Regions from separate parts of the Homo sapiens genome. Here all the other regions are linked to region 3. Evidence: chromatin loops called from intact Hi-C (ENCODE). Cell type or tissue: heart left ventricle. All regions are shown on one strand. Links, peaks and the distances in the headings refer to the core of each region. The heading gives the core; the rest is flanking DNA.

Region 1 (5,704 bases), core at 349-5,348, 280 kb after region 3:
AGTTTTTCTATAATAGTTCCACAGTAAAATAACGTCTTGTGAAATAAGAAGATCCTACCTCATTCTGTTCTTCTAATTAAGGCTGAGTCTCAAAAGAGGATTCCAGTAAGTGTTAAATACAGCAAATCAGAAGTTTTTTTTTTTTTTTTCTTTTTTTTTTTTTGTTATGTTACTAGATCTGAGCATGCTGTGACTGGCAGGATCTGGATAGAAAATCAGATGTTGGCTAAACGAAGAGGCCTTATATCACTAGGATTAAATTAGAGATAATGGTGTGATTTTATAAGCGCATACTAGGAAATATGTCTTAAGGAGGGCCTGTTTGGATGATTGTGAAAAATGAGGTGTAGCTGATGTTTGCTGCATTGAAAGAAGGTGAAGTGGGGATTTTCTGCCCCTTCTCCAAGTACCATGTGCAGAGCTTCTCTTTTGGTTCCATTCTTTGTTTTTTTGCTGGCATCTAGTAGCACCTGACTCCTTTAGAGATGGCCTACGCAGGGAGTGATGGCGAAGCTGGATTTCTTGTGGGTGGAGCTAAGCATAGGAAGACCAACGTTCGATTTTCAATTTTCACTTTGTGCAGTATGAGTTCCTAGCTTTTATTACAAAACCAAATGCTTCCAGTGTTCTCCTGTTACTTTTGGAGTTTCCATATTTTAATTGTTTGAACTATACATGCTTTCCAAATAAATGGGAAGTATGAGTCTCACATTCTAAGGGAAGAATGTGTCTTAGGGAAAAGCCCTCCCAGGCGAATTCAGATCCCTCTATGTCCTTCTGAAAACACAGTATGTATTTGCAACCCAGCAGTCAGTCACTGGCAGAATTTTGCAACGATTTCCCAGTTTCGTTGGCACGACTCCAGGACAAGGTTCTTTGTAATTCTTTGCTCAAACATAAGGAGGATCACATATAAATAAAACTCTTAGCAGACAGATCAGTGAATTATAATCATCTTTCAGTTTTAAAAGCTACAACATAATAAGGCGCTCTCTTTTTTTTTTTTGAGAGAGGCGGCGAAACAGTAACAAATCATGATGCTATAATGTGAACAAAGTGGTAGCTTTGGAGGGCACAGGGGGAAAACAAGCACAACCGTTTTTGCTCAGAAAATAATTCAGTAGCAACAAGGTCTGAGAGCCAGGAATCTCCTTGTTCTTACTGAAACGATTATTTGTCAAAATATTTGATTGTTTCCCTATTCCCCCTGAAAAGTTTGGACTTTTCTTTTTGCTCGATTTTGACACTAGAATTTTTAACTATCAGTGCTATTGTGTTTACAGCATTCAAGGTCTCGGAGTTCAAAGGTTATCCATTAACATGTAGAATGAGGTTACACTTCAGGCTCAACCTGGTTCCACTTGGTCATAGTTTCTTTGTTGTGTAGCAAGGCTCATAGTCATTTGTTTTCATAAAGTTAAATGAAGTTTCTTGTTTATGAAGTGTTTTTGGACTGTGTTTTAGAATGTGACAATAAGTTTAAAAAATATATTTTAAAGATAGGTATTCATCCTTTGTCAGAAAAGGAATCCTAATACTAAAAGTGATCAATATCAGTGGACTTGAGTGAAAAAAAATTCACCCAATTTAGTTTTTTAGTGCTGGCCTAAGAATCTACTGGCACTGCTAATTAATTGTGAGTAATTGATTCGCTTCCTTTTTAAAAAAGACTAACCAGACCATATGTGGGGTTAGTAGTTATATATAAAATGACAGCAAAACATGACACTTGGCAAATTCTTCCCCTTTGCTGAGCTGTCTTCTCAAATTCCTTTTCCTATTTATTAAGATTGCATTGCTCACCAGCTCCGGATCGTTTCTGTAGTGCGTTCTTTCTTTTGATTTAGGAAATAGATATTTTAAATGCTTTTCTTGATGTGTTTTAAAGTTTTTTCATTTTGGATATGCTGAAGGCCGGTAAAAACACAAATATTTGGCTATTTTGTTAGTAGCGACTTGCATAGATCCATTTCACATTTGCATTAGTTTGCATTTTGGGGTAGAAAAATTGTGGATGTGCTTGTTATGTCTATGGTTCCTCGAAGCTTATTTAAAATGGGGAAATATCACAGGCCTTAGGAATCAGGATCTTTTTTTTGTCCTTTTTTTCAGTAAGGAAAGAAAACATTTGGGAAACGCTTTAAATGAGTTGTGCGTAGGGAGGAGGGGAAAGGGTAGCGGTTTTTTTTTTTTTTTTTTTGTCCCTTTTTTTGTCCCCGGTTTCCTCCAAATGGATTTCTATCAAAACCAAGTAGATTCTTGGAACCTAGGCTAAGTTTAGAAATCTCAAGTTAGAATAGCGCAAGCCCAGCCCTTTCAGAAAAAAAAAAATCACAACAATTAAATAGCTTTCTGAAGATACTCATTTAAAAACTGTTTATCTTCTCGACCTTCCTCAAGCTTGAAGAAAATCTTTGGTGTTTTTCGCGCACAGCTGCCTTCTAACCCGCGAGCAACGGCGTTAAGGTTTTTGTTTGTAATTCGGGGTGACCCAGGGGTTCGGGCCGCGGGCCCCTCCCCTCGCCCGCGCACACCTTGCAGAGGAGGGGGCGGCGGGGACAGGGCCGGATCTGCGCCTGCGCACACCCTCGCGGCCCCCTCCCTCCGGCCTCCCCGGGTACCTGTCACGGCTACCGCCGCGGCGCGCGCCCGCCACGTTAAGCCGGATGGCGGGAGGAGGGGTGCGGGGCGGGGGGCGCGGGGAGGGTGGCACGGCGCGCGCGTGCGCGGGAGTCGCCGAGCGAGAACTGGGAGTGCGCGCGCTCGCCGCTCGCTCCCGTCCCGGAGGCGGAGTCGGCGGCGGGGGGCGGAGCAGGGGCGCGCCTATGCTAGTCACGTGGGCGCTGGGGCGGGGCCGGGGCGGTGTGGGGCGTGGCCGGGCGGCCGGTGAAGGCAGGGGGCGGGGCGGCCGGTGAAGGCAGGGGGCGGGGCGTCTCCGAGCGGCGGGGCCGAGGGAGGGCGCAACAGCTGCTCCCTGAACACTTTCTGACCCAACAGTCCCCCAGCGCCGGACGCGCCGCGCCCCGGCGGCTCTAGGGACCCCCCGCGCCTGCACTGTCCCCGCGCGGACGAGTAGGGGGCGCCCGCGCCTTTGCCCCCGTGCGCACCCCCGCCCCGCTCACCTTAGCCCCGCGCCCGAGGTGAGCCCGGCCCCTATATTCTCCGGGCGGGGGTGGGGGTGGGGGACGCTCCTTTTTTGTTGGGGGGGGGTCTTGGAGGCGCGAAGGCACTAGGCTCCTCGGCGGATGGCTGCACCCCTCGCCCGCGGCTCCCCGTGTCTTTTGGGGGGCCGGGTGCGGGCGCGGAATCCGGGAGGTGTCCGCACAAAAGGCTGAGAGAAACTCCGCGACGCCTCCCTCCCTCCCTCCGCCCTCCCCGCCCCCTCCCCTCCGCGCCCGCTCCTCCTCATTCAAACCCGGCCGGCCCGAGTGGTGTCAGCTCAGTCCCGGCCGCCGCCGCGCGAGGAAATGGCCGAGGAGCCGGAGCCGCAGGTAAAGGGGGCGCGCCCCCCGCCCGCGCCAGCCGGGGCGCCCGCCCGGTCCTGCGGAGGCTCCCGCGCCGCCCCCGAGGCGCCCGGCTCTCGTTGTCTTGTCCCCCCCCAGGATGACCTCAGTTCCCCGTCTCAGCTTTCTATCCGCTCCTCTAGGGCGCCCCCTCCCCAGCCGGCTCCTGCGCTTCCGCCCGCGGGAAGGTGCGGGCGATCCCGGGCTGCATCCGCTCTTGGCCGTCACACTCACGCCGCACGATTCAGAGGGGCTTGGGGTGCGGGGTTCCCTGAATCTCCGCCGGGAGCGGGGGTCTGCGGGGGTGGGCGGTGGGGGGCTGTTCCGAAAAGTTGGGTCGCCCCGCGGGGCGGGTCTCCCAATTTGCCCAGTTGGCCCTTGGGGCGCGGGCGGAGGGGGAACGTCGGCGTAGGGTCCCCCCGCGATGCCCGGGGAAGGGCCGGGGCAAGTTGGAAGCGGCCAAAACAATGCGTCCGGACGGGCATCCCCCCGTAAACAATGGCCGGGACGGTCCACTCGGGCCGGGCGGAGGGCGCCTCTAAGGGACCGCGGGAGGGGCTGGGCCTCGCCGCGGACCCCGACGCGCGCCCCGTGACTCCCTCGGGTGCCCAAAAATCTGTCCCCGGGAGTCTTGGGGCGCCTGCTCATCCCTGAACAGGGATGCACGGGGCTGCGTTTCCTGGATGTGTGCGATAAGGTGGCTTTTTTTTTCCCTCCTCTAATTTTAAAGATTTTTTTAAGTCTTAATGTTCTATAAACACTTAAAGAATATCTTTACAACTCAATTCTAGTGGAACACCCAAAGCCAGCTGGAAGCAGAACTGGGAACTCTAAAGGGCAGGAAGGATTGAAATGCTAGCCCAAAAGTGCTGCTGCTTTTTTTTTTCTTTTCTTTTTTTTTTTTTTTAAGGGAAGTTTCTGCCAGGAGGTGCCGAGTGGTGAAACCGCTCAGTTTCAGGCACAGCCCTCTTGTCTCTCGATTTGGCCCCGACTGCGAGCCGGACGGGATGGTGGAGAGGCGGAGGGCGCTGCTGGGGGCCCGGGAGGCTGGATTTGGGGCTGCCTGGGCGGTCCCGCCCGAGGGGCAAGACCCGGCACGCGGGGCGCGCGCCGGAACCTGGGTCCCGGGAGTTTGAGAAGATGTTCAGGGCCCGGGTTGGAACCCACATTTTGGGATTCTGGGTAGGGCCACCGAAGACGGGAAGGCGCTTTCTTGGGCGGGTGGGGGTGGGGTGAGCAGGCAGGGAGTTTTCCGCCAGGTTTAGTTACAGGAGCTAGAAAAGGCCACTTCTGGGACCCTGGCATCTGGGCCGCCCTGAGAGCCCCAGAAACTTTTTTTTCTTTTTCTTTCCCCCCACCCCCCAGAAAAGGGTAGTCATTTCAGGTTTAAGGCTTTGGTGTATTGTTCTACCTCGAAATTCCTTGAGCCTCAGTTTATCTTCCTGAATCAGTCTATGGGGCTTGGAGCGTTGAACATTCCTAAACACGGAGAAAGTAAATGGCGGTTGCAGTGGTCCACTGGCCAGTTTGGGGGTCCTGTATTATTGGCCACTGTGTGTCCTACAGCGTAGCTAGGTTTTTCAGTTTTCTAGATCGTTTGGAAGCATTAAGCTGTATGTTTTAAGAAGCCTAGGTCTGATTTAGTTCAGGTTGATTCAATTATGTCTTCATTGCTTTTGAGTTGGTTGAATGACTTGACATGAGATTAAGCTCAACAAAAGAAAAGGCGAGGTAGCAACAGCTGCCGTCCAGGCCTGGCCACTAGGTAGGGGTCTTAGGAGGCCTTTTACCTTCTCTTTTGTATATGTCAAGAAGGAGATTTACAATGTTCTTATTTTACTGTACTTCTTTCCCCTGAAGTGGATGTTCTTTCTTGATTGATATCAAACAAGACTTAAAATGCTAAGTTTTATGATACTTAGACAACGAGTAATAGATGTAGTTTCTAAAAGCCTTGATGTGTCTGCAGTGACAAGTGCAGAGGAATAACCTCATTGCTTTTTGTCTGAAAATATAACAGGCAAGCCACTAGTTTGTGCTTACTTAATGTGTGCTAAGAACTTTTAAGGTGTGTCCTTAATGGTAGATAACTTTTTTCCTTCTGGGAAGTCATATTTATTTTAGATATTGTTTTGTTCAGGGTTCTGGAGACTAATAGTGTTTCGTTTTGTTTCTTAACCCTGATGTTGCTGCCATTTTTA
Region 2 (5,704 bases), core at 416-5,415, 130 kb after region 3:
TATAAAATACTTATTCCATGTAGGAGTTCAATAAACATTACCTGTTATTATCGTTTTCCTTTTTTTTACAGTAGGAAAATGAAGCAATCTGCCCAAGTCATGAAATTAGGAGGTGTCACACTCTACTGCACAGCCTCCAGAGGAGGTTTCCATTGCCCGATTTAATTTGATCTTAGCTTAGCTTTTGACTAAAAATGCCTTTTCCCTCTTTCCTAAGCAATTCCTTTCAAGGCAAAGTCATCAGAAAGAAAGAAGAAAAGAAAAAAAGAAAGAGAGAGAAAGAAAAAGAAAGAAAGAAGAAAGAAAAAGAAAGAAAGAAAGAAAGAAAGAAAGAAAGAAAGAAAGAAAGAAAGAAAAAGAAAGAGGGAGAGAGAAAAGGACAACGACAGAGATCTGTAAATGACCACAATTGATTAAACTCTTCGGGGAGAGAGATAATAACTCTGCCCTGCAAGTGTTTCTTCTGCCCAATCTCATCCCCTTTTTGGAGAAAGAAATTGTCCCCCAAGATTGTCCCATTTTGTCCTAAGGCTGGGGCTGGCCTGGAGAGAGCCTCTGAAGGCTTATCATGAAGCTACTTCCTTTAGGATACGGCACCATGATCACTGTGGCAAAACCCACCTTTATTTTCTCCATTAGGTAACATCACAGAGAAAAAAAAAGATCTCATGGGATTTTGCCTTTTTTTTCTTTTGGACATTTTTATTGTGTCTGGGTTTTCCACTCAAGTTTTTAGGATTTCTGGCATCAGACACTTGCCTTTGTCTCCCATTTCTTTGTGGTGATTGCCAAATGCCCACATACTATTTACACCTCCCATTCTCTCTAGGGTTTCTAATGCCTCTCTTTCTTATGACTAGCATTTCTTCCTAAACCTTTGCCTCTTTTTTCCTAAGCAGCAGGAGAGCTCCCAGAGTCTCAAGATAAACAGTAAACAAGATTGTGCATTTCAATGACAAATACAACAGGCAACCTATTTTTTCATCCCCACGTCATTTTTAACTTGGGGATGGTTACTTCTTCGGTTTTCCTTCTCTGAACATTGTCAGGCCCTGTTCCTCTTTCGTTTTGGTCTTGTTGCAATCTCTTCGTGAATTAATGTTTCAGTGAGTGTACTTGTGACAAGGCATATGGAGCGGGCCTCCTCTTTAACTCAAATTTCCTTCTTCCCAGGCACAACAGAAATTTGCTGTACACACTGCAAGACAAAGAACAAAAAGACCTCACTCGCTGAGCGAAAAGATCCAGTCGTATACATGATTTCACCGGGTTTCCAACTGTATAATGAAATCGAACTCCTCCCTCGGGAGGGGGTTCCCTCCCCCACCTACTGCACACACAAAATTCTACCCACTTCTTTCCAAGGACACACTTTGTTCTAAATCCCCAGTGGCTTTACTCCTGCACACAAAAAAAGAGCAGAAGTCTGCACCTAAGTTGTAAGCGTGAGCTGCGATCTTTCTCTGAGCCCAAGATGAAAGGAGTAGATGGAAAGGAATTACTCAGTGTGAAGTATGCATTTGTAATAAGCAGGCATGGGATGCTATGTAGTGATCTTGACATGGCTGATAGGGGATGAGGAGGTGAGGATGGGATAGACTTTTTCTTTTCATTTTCATGAATCTCTTACTCTCAAGCTGAAGGAGAGACTAAAAACCACAGGAAAGGGCACGAGTTTATTATCACAGATTTTTAATGGGTTAATAATGTTCTGCTTAAAACCCTCGTTTTAAAAAAAAAGTTAATTCGATCCATTTTTCTTTGGATTACAGCAACTTTAGGACAGGTGTGGTGTAATAGGAGTCGCTTTCAGAAAGGAGTGAGTGTGTTTGAGCAGAGAATCACTGGGTACACACCAGACTACTTATTGTAGCACTGTTTGTAGAAGCAAACACTGAAAGCCACCAAAAAGTCTGTGAAAAAGGGCAAGTGAAATACATTAAGGAATACCATTTAAAGAAATACTATGCCACCACTTAAAACATCAAGTTTTTCTAACACAGAGTGCTGTCCAAGAGATTTAAGTGGAAAATGCAAGCTGAAAGATACTTGTGTAAAGACAAAGAAAGGTGTGAGCGTTCGATATGCATATATGCTGATCTATGCGTGGACTATTTCTGGCATGAGACACTACAAACTGCTAATAGTCATTGTCTGCGGGGGAGGAGGGAGACCCACCCTTCCCCACAAGCCCTATAATTTGAATTTTCCCCAGGAGCATGTATGACATGGTTCCCCAAAATTTATAGCTCACTAGAAAAATACCTACATTGGAAATTGTCCATGATCGATACTCAAAGTGAAAAAAGCAAGTTGTATAACAGTGTCTATAAATATGATACCAGTGGTGTATTTAAAACAAAGCATGTGTATTTGTATATGTGCATTTTATGGAAAACGTCTGGAAAATATGTTTCACACTGTTAAAAAGTAGTTATTAGCTATCTCTGGTGAGATCATGAGCTGCGTGGGAGTGAGCAAAAGGAATGAGGAACTTCAACTCCTTTACCTTAATTTTATACTGTTTGAACGTTTTAAAGAGATTAGGTATGACTTCTATTTTAATTTTTAAAAACTAAACTGAGAAAATTATGTAAAGAAATGGTCACAGGAAATGGTCAAATACTGGCCCACGATACATGAGAAATGCGTGCCCTGTCTTTCCAGAGAAATCGAGCTCCCAAAAACGTTTGCGGTAAATCCCTGCTTTTTGGCTCCTCAATAATGGGATATTATACTGTACCTTATTGAGTACATTGGAGTTTTTTTCCCTTCCCTTAAATGCTATTTGCTGAAACTGCTCAAAAAGACTTTCCGAGGTGGCCCCGTTGGTGTCTTTGTTCCAGCCCGCCCGCCCCGAAAGGCAGGAGTCTCTCTGCCTTCAAGGAGCTGGAAACGCAGTCACAGCTCTCTCACTACAGAGGCCGGGCTTGTGGCAAACCAGGAGTCGTATTTGTGTTTACTTTCCTGCCTTGCGCAGTTGAGCTGCACTTGAGTGACTCCCATTAACAAGCATGAAGTTACTTAATGGCCTTGCCTGTCTGCTGTTTTCTGTTACGCTGCCATCCTGTGAACGGCCTTCTGTGTAAGTCACATTTGACAGTCTGCGTCTCAAATATGCTCTGAGAGTTGGAAAAGCCTCTCAGACAGCGTTTTCAAATGGGATCCCATGGAAATAGCCTCTTGCTTCTCAATTAGCTCGAAGAAGGCCCCCCACCCCCGTTACGTTTTCTTCTGCCTTAGGCATGTGTGAAAATGATGCGGGAAAAAGAGACACTTCGGAGATCATTTTCAAAGTCCTTATGTGAATCCTAGTTTCTAGGTGCTTACACTGCAATTCACCTACTGAAATAAACATATTTGGCAAATAGACATGATCTGCTTTCTGGGATTGATAGCAAACACTGAAGATCAAATAACAGCCCTAATCATTTCTGCATGTGCAGTTTTCAGGCGGTTCCCAGTCCTGTGACCGGGAACAAAGTTTACAGTTTATCAAACTTGCAGTAGTTCTGGGCTTTGCTCTCTTCTGGGCAGCGTTCTCTTGCTCCCGCGATGTTCTGTTTGAAGTCCTCTGCCCACTCCCCAAATTTTAACATGTAATTTATGACCTTATTATTTTATTCAGGAGGGAAGGATCAAGTGTGGAAGCCAAAATTATCCAAATAAGGATGGTGCTGGAACAACCTATGATCTGAAACTGGGGGGTGGGGGGCACGCCCCGTCTACCTCTGAGGCAGCTGGAATGTCTGCTAATTTTGATCACTTGAAAATATAATGGCTGCGTCTGCAGGTATTTCGGAGAGATCATTTAGATTCCTTTAAATGTAGGTGAAATGTTACAATAGAACAGGAATGGACTGTCTCTTGAGATGAAAAAGGGAACCACTGGCTATTGTCTGACCTCCCCAGTGCCTGATTGACTAGTAGAAATCACATCTCCATGGGAACAGATAAATGTCTGCTTTTCATGGCGTGAAATAACCAACTTAGCCCGCAAAGCCTCACCAACCTAGCACTTTATCTGGGCGGCTGTAAGCAGCCTCTCCCTTTTCATGTTCAGCCAAATTATCTGCCAGAATTTCTTTTCAAGTCTAGGGGAAGGGAAAAAAAAAAGGGAGTTTCCTCCCTCCATCCCCCCTCTGTATGGAGTTAATTACTGTATTTTCATCTGGGAGGGTGAAAAAATACACACGGAGCTGAAATAGCACATGAAACAACGGCTGACATGGGCTATCTGCCTGTTGTTGATTAGCTTTTGGTGATTTTTGTAAAAAGTATTGAGGTCTGCTGCTGTATTTGAGAAATGTCAGGAGGGTCAGGATGCAGCCTGAGAGGCAGGTCCTGGGGATGGTTGTTTTTTGTTTGTTTGTTTGTTTACTGTTGTGCCAGCATTTGGCTGTGTGACCTTAGAAAAGTGGACGCCAGCTCTGTTTTGTGATCTGAGAAAGGAAGGTAAGGGGAAGGATATTGTGATCCGAGAAAGGAAGGTAAGGGGAAGGATAAAAAAACAAATGCCGGAGAGTATCAGGTATCTGCCTCCCCTCCCCCTAGAAGCCCCAACATCTGCCATTTTAACTTTCTGATCACTGATCCAATGCTCTCTGCCAGCAAAATTAGAGAACAGCTCTCAGGAGAGCAGGGGCTTTCTCCGGTGGTTTCAGACACTTCAGCTTCTGTTCCTGGTTAAAAATACCACCGGAAGCAGCATTTTCTGATGATATTACAACACTTCCAGTCCAGCTTCTGAATCAGAGGAAAAAAAGAAATGAAAGGGGAAAAAAATAAAAAGAAAAGAATGCAGGTGAAATATACAGAGATATTTATCCATCCACCTATTTTTCAACACACGAAGTTGAGCTCTTAGGAGGAAAATGTCTTAGCCTGTTTGGTTCTAAAACTGGGCACAAGAATGTGTGCGGGTTCTTTATTTTATTGGAATCCATTTGCCCGTTCCTATTATTCCCTGCTTTGTCCTTGGAGCTATTTGCTCCTTTGTCTTTCTCCTCTTCCTCAGCACCTCCACCCACCCACCCACCCAACAAGTCTGAGCAGGAAAAGTGTAAAGCCCAGTGAACTGCAAACCTACTAGGCATTTTTCAAAAGAGTCCAGGTTAAAGATACCTGCAGGGAATTTGTCCATGAAGCAATCAAGTCTCAACTCCAGCTCTTCCGTGGACGTGATTCCTAAATATCAAAACCCCAGCGGTCTTTATCTGGACCAGCTGCTTCTGATGTCGGGAAGGAATGTGGCACATCAAGTGTGTGAACACTGCCTCTATTGTATCCAAACAGGCTGATTGAAGCCTGGATAATTGGCATGTAACCTTCTCTATTAATAGTGCAGACAGATATGTGAATTAGCTGAATCCCTTCAACATATGCCATGCATTAGCTAAAGGGGCTTACAATTCTCTTAACATCTCAGCTATTACACCAATAATTAGGCTTTAGAACTTGATAACTTTGGGGGAAAATCAATAAATAATGGGGAAGTTGAGCACTACCTCTGAATAAGAAGTGACTGTAATATTATCGTTCAGTCCAGCACTGAGAGTGGTCATCATTGATTATTTGGGAGCTTGAAGGTTTGGGGCTTTTGGAGAGAGACAGAGAGAGAGAGAGAGAGAGACACAGAGAGAGAGAATGTGTGTGTGTGTTGCTGAAGCTAAGTTTCTGGAGGAGATTATTAAATTTCAGGAGT
Region 3 (5,704 bases), core at 268-5,267:
TTTCTGCCTCCATAAACCTCTGACTCCAGCAGATGGAACAAGGCTGCTATTCCGAGTCAACGGAATCAACGGACCAGCTATAAGTGGGAGGCGAGTGGTACACACTGCAGTTTCACCCTAGTAGGTGACGTTGTGGCAACACCCACAGAACAAAAGATTCACCTTTTTCATCTATTTTTACATCTCAGGAAGCCCTAGTCCTGTCTTTTAATTACAGAACTGTTTTCCCCTCCTTGGCTCTGCACACGTTTTCTATATAATATTAAACAGTAACCTGTGAGTCTCCCACATCCTGGTATGCTCTGGATCACAGACCACATTTTTTAAACACACACACACACACACACACACACACACCACACACGACCAAAATCTGTACCAGCTGACAGCTGGCAAAGTAAAACCGCATTAAATTTGGCTCGCTTGCTTGCTTGCTTTTTCTTTCTTCTTTCTTTCTTTCTAACAGCTTGATTGAGACATGATTTACATATCATAATATTCATCCATTTTAAGTGTGCAATTCCATGTTTTTTAATTTTTTTACAGAGTTGTGTATTGGCTATTTCTTCTTGGAAATAGGGCCACTGGGGAAACTCTTGACCCCAAGGCCCCTCTCCCCACTTTGAACACGAACCAGTAAATAGCAGAGCAAATTCTGGTTCACCCCCAAAATAGTTTTTATTCATTTCATTGTGCCATTAACAGCTTACTTCCTGTGTTTTGATTCTGAGCTGTTCAGAAGCCACGTTCTTAGAAGCCACATTGCTTAGTTTTTACACCATCAAGAGATTTCTTTTGTGTTAGAGGTGTTTTTTGTTTGTTAGTGGTTTATTTAGAGTCTCCAGCTCCTTGTTTTATCTGCTGGGCTAATTAGATTTGAAATGAACCTTTGTAGCATGACAGACTGTACAGAAATATTTGGTATTCAGAGCTAAGCTTAAACATTCATAGCATTCTTACTTTTGAAACTAGCAGAAAGGAAGAGACTTAGAAATATAAGTAGGGCACAAAGGCCTAGAACCTTTTCCTAGAATTAAGCTCTTATTATATAATTTGGCTTTAACTCTGTGAGTCTCCATTTTCTCATCTGAAGAACAGGAATTAAAATAACCACTTCAGGAGATTAGCCTGAGGATCCCATTCATGTGAAAGCACCTAGAACAAAATCAATTTTTAAAAAAACCATCAATATTCATTGAGTATGAATCTTGAAGAACTTAACTAGTGGTATAAGAATTCTGTTTGTCAGGGTGCATTAATAAAAGCATAGTGCCTTCTGTTAAACGAGGATGTACTAGTTTAGTTATTCACTCAATGAATAGGTCATTACCTGCTGCGTGCCAGGCACTAGGGAGGGAACAGGGGACAGGCAGACAGGTGGAGGTGATATTCACAATATGGTTGTGCAAATAAATATCTAAGTATAAATTGTGCAAGGGTTGTTACAGAAACTTCTGGGAAGTGCACGTGCATGTGTGTGTATCTTTAAAGCAATTTAAGAGAATGTGTATTTTGTTGATAAAGTTATGCCTATAGGCATAGAAAATTTTTTCTGGAACAATCCATGAGAAATTAGTTACAGGAGTTTTATTTTTATGAAAGGAACAAGAAAGTACACAGGGGAACATCTGCCACTTTTTATTCTGTACCTTTCCATAAAATTTTAAGTTTCTAACTCTAAACTTTTTTTTTTTTTTTGAGACAGAGTCTCGCTCAATCACCCAGGCTGGAGTGCGGTGACCCAGTCTTGGCTCACTGCAACCTCCGCCTCCCAGGTTCAATCAATTCTCCTGCCTCAGCCTCCGGAATAGCTGGGATTACAGGCATGTGCCACCACGTCTGGCAAATTTTTGTATTTTTAGTAGAGACGGAGTTTCACCATGTTGGCCAGGCTGGTGATCTGCCTGCCTCAGCCTCCCAAAGTGCTGGGATTACAGGCATGAGCAGCCGCAGCCTAAACTCGTGTTTTTATTTGTTTGTTTGCTTGTTTAAGTGTCACTAGGGCTTCTCTGATCAGTAGGCTGAAAGGCCATTTTTTATATTTCTTCTTAAACTTTTCTCTACTGAAAACAAGACCTGTTATTTAAGATGGATAAATGATTAACTCTTGGAAATATAATTTGTCGTGTTAAGCCATTTAAACATTAAACATAATATTATTATACTTAAAAAGACAAAGGTCATTTACCAGAGTGTAAGAATTCATCAACCTACACCAAACTGTTACTAGCCTGCTCTTGCCTACAAAGTTTGCCCAGGCAATAATACTTTTATTCAATAGATATTTACTCAGTGCCTGCAGTATAACAGGCATCCTTCTGGGTATTGGTAGACAAAACAAAGCCCTCAGCGAGTCACAGCCTGGATTCTAGTTGGATAAGCTAGACAATAAATAAGTCAAACAAATATATAATAAGTGCTATGAAGAGTGACCAGGGGAGATGGAGGGTGCTTTTTGTTTATGATACAGAATACATTTAGGAGTTGCATTCACTACAAATAGAGCAGTCAGGAGACCTGTCCGAAGAGATAACATCTCAGCAGAGGCTTGCATGAAGGAAGGAAGGTGTGAGCCCTGCAAAGGAAAGACGGTTCCTGGCCAGAAGGACCTGAAAAGACCCTGAAACAGGAGAGCTCAAAACCAGTCAAGCAGAGTGCTGAGCTCAGGACTGTTTGTGATGCTATTCTGTCCACCTGTGCTATTGCTCAGGACAGCTCATAATTCAAAACTTATTTTTTAAAAAGTAAACATGAAACACTCATTACTAGTATTACCTTTATGATTATAGGACTTGGAATACTTGGTTCTGGGCATGGCTTCTCTTTTTTAGATATATAACAAAATAGTTGATGTAAACTACACCTACTAAAGGAGCAAAGATGTATCTTATATGCCAAAAAGAATTTAACTTTTTATAGCCATATTTATTTACAGTCACTACAATAATTTTTAATCTATTATCCTTACAAAACCTCATAAAATATACTTTTTAAACGATTGCTGTACATGCCTGTTTTCATTCATTGCAAATTAAGTAAATGTTACTTCAAGATCATAAGGAAAAATACTCAGAGACAAACAAAAAAGGACAGTGAGACACGTTGTTTTCAGCCTACTCTAAGGTGCCCACCAGTAGGAGGAGCACTATGGTAGGTGAGTAAAACCACACACTGTTTAAACAGCAAACACAAAAGCCCAGCCTTGGTTCAGTTCGCTCAACTTCCAACTGTGTGGCTTGGAACGCACCTTCCCACAGAGGCCCTCACCTGAAAATGAAGGGCTGGCTATTCTGTGATCTCTGGGTCCCTTGATGCATTATTTCCCTTTCCTTTTGTCTATTTTAAGTTCTACTCTATGAATTCTGACTAAAAGTACGATTTTGTAACCAGTTGTTTTCATTATAACTGGCTGAGCATTTAACTAACCTCTTCTTTTCTCAAGCAGGAGTCTGTGGGCAGATGGTTCTCAAGTAGTATTTCCCAACCAGAAGCCAACCCCCCACCTCCCCTTCTTGGAAACATTGGCAACGTTGACACTTTACTTTTTTTTTTTTTTTTTTTTTTTGAGACAAGTTCTCACTCAGTTGCCCAGGCTGAAGTGCAGTCGTGGCTCACTGCAGCCTCGACCTCCCCAGGTTCAGCTGATCCTCCCGCCTCAGACTCCTGAGTAACTGAGACCACAGGCACATACCACCACCCCCAGCTAATTTTTTTGTAGAGACGGAGTTTTGCCATATTGCTTAGGCTGCATACTTATATATAATATGTATACTATATTATATATAAAATTATATAGTGTATATCCTACATGTTATATATTATATATATTATATATCATATAATATATGATACATATATAGTATGTACTATATATCATATAATATATGATGCATATCATATAGTATATAGTATATAATATAAAATATAGTATATATCATACTATAATACTATATATTATAATATATATTATAATATAGTATGATATATATGATCTATACCATATATGCTATATTCTAGATATTTATATTTATGTATAATTATATTTGTATATAAATTTATACATTATATATAACATTTATTTTAGTTTTATATATAAAATATATATTATATATAAAATATATTATATATAATATATTATATAAAATATATAATATATAATATATTATATAAAATATATTATATATAATACATTATATATTGTATGTATTATATATACAATATATTATATGTTGTATGTATTATATATATTATGTTTTATATAATATATATTATATGCATTATATAATATATATTATATGCGTTATATATGATATATAATATATATAATATATTATTATATATATTATATATTATGATTATATATATTACATAATATATATTCTATAATATATATTATATATAAATAATAAATTATATATAATATATCATATGTAGTATATTGTATATAAAATATATAATATATTGTATATAAAATATATAATATATTGTATATAAAATATATAATATATTGTATATAAAATATATAATATATTGTATATAAAATATATAATATATTGTATATAAAATATATAATATATTGTATATAAAATATATAATATATTGTATATAAAATATATAATATATTGTATATAAAATATATAATATATTGTATATAAAATATATAATATATTGTATATAAAATATATAATATATTGTATATAAAATATATATGTGTATATATGTATTTTAGAGGCAATGTCTTCCTACATTACCCAGGCTTGACTAGAACTCCTGGGCTTAAAGGAACCTCCTGCCTCAGCCATCTGAGTAGCTGGGGCTACAGGTGAACCCACTGTGCCCAGCTCTCAATTTTCACATTTTTTATTTTCATGACTGTAGAGGGAACAGCTACTGTCACCAGATACTGGTGAGCACCCTACACTGCCCGGGACAGCCACCAACAATAAAGAATGTTCTAGTCGTAAATATTAGCGCCAAGGATGGGAATCTTGGATATAGAGAAATTGGGAAAAATGATGAGGGGGAAAGTGGGGGACCTTATTTACTGATGATGTCCATGGGGTATTTCCTAAGTAAGAAACAGCAGACAACTTTTGCCTCGTTTGATGGTGGTTCTCTTCTATTGACTGCTGTTTATTTTTTTCCGAAGACTTGGGTGTGTGACATAAGTAATCCCATGGTAGCCCAGGGCACAATGGGAGAAATGAAAAATGGAAGGCAGGTTCAAACATGCAGTGTGACTGCAAGAGTAACCTTCCTGTTCTAAGACTTGAAAAAGTTTTCAGATCCTTGGTGTATTTTATCAGCAGAACGTTCATCTGCATATGGCATTCAGAAGCAAACTAAACTTTTCTTTCCCCCCTGAGTCTTTTGTTTCCAAATCAATGGGAAACAAAGGATACCCCTGCTCCATTCAGGCAGTTTCAATGATTCTCAAATCAACGTGGGAGCAGTCGTTGGGCCATTTAAAATATACAGTGATAAAAAAAAAAGCATACTTATTAACCTTGTAAACATTCTATAAAAGTACAAGGGGAACCTTTATAAAGAATAGCCAAGTGTCCTTTTTATAGAATAGCCTTTTGTACTTTGAAATGTTCATGTCTATAAAATAGAACTGGACAGACGAGCCTAATGCAATTTCCATGTCTTCTAGTAATTGTTCCGTTAAAACATTATTTTTCAGCGTCTTAACACCCGGAAG

What was found. A loop is a pair of places that touch in the nucleus more often than their neighbours do. Peaks named below come from ENCODE experiments on the same cell type or tissue, not always from the same donor. Only the 100,000 strongest peaks of a DNase experiment are listed, where the experiment ranks them.
Region 1: it touches region 3 in a loop (5-fold over the local background); 19 of 110 quality-filtered maps call a loop at or near these places.
Region 2: it touches region 3 in a loop (2.2-fold over the local background); 16 of 110 quality-filtered maps call a loop at or near these places.

What each region holds. Positions count from the first base shown.
Region 1 is chr20:53,591,543-53,597,246 of GRCh38, reverse strand. ZNF217 (zinc finger protein 217) reads left to right here and starts at 3,408. Exons shown (of 6, transcript NM_006526.3): 1 at 3,408-3,491. RefSeq lists an enhancer at 538-587 and silencers at 2,388-3,227, 3,318-3,397, 3,888-4,037, 4,458-4,697. In heart left ventricle, for the core only: a CTCF peak has its summit at 3,061; DNase peaks (open chromatin) are centred at 2,856, 3,416, 3,996 and 4,546; H3K4me3 peaks cover 4,129 bases; H3K27ac peaks cover 4,668 bases.
Region 2 is chr20:53,735,898-53,741,601 of GRCh38, reverse strand. LOC124904933 (a long non-coding RNA gene) reads right to left here and starts at 4,839. Exons shown (of 2, transcript XR_007067660.1): 1 at 2,744-4,839; 2 at 1-1,198. RefSeq lists a silencer at 738-1,032 and enhancers at 3,307-4,210, 4,211-5,114, 5,115-5,704. In heart left ventricle, for the core only: no CTCF peak of the experiment used is centred there; a DNase peak (open chromatin) is centred at 2,891; H3K4me3 peaks cover 2,757 bases; H3K27ac peaks cover 2,917 bases.
Region 3 is chr20:53,867,413-53,873,116 of GRCh38, reverse strand. No RefSeq gene overlaps it. Among named protein-coding and RNA genes, the nearest start is that of BCAS1-AS1, 45 kb to the left of the region's middle. In heart left ventricle, for the core only: a CTCF peak has its summit at 3,129 (motif pointing right); no DNase peak of the experiment used is centred there; H3K27ac peaks cover 495 bases.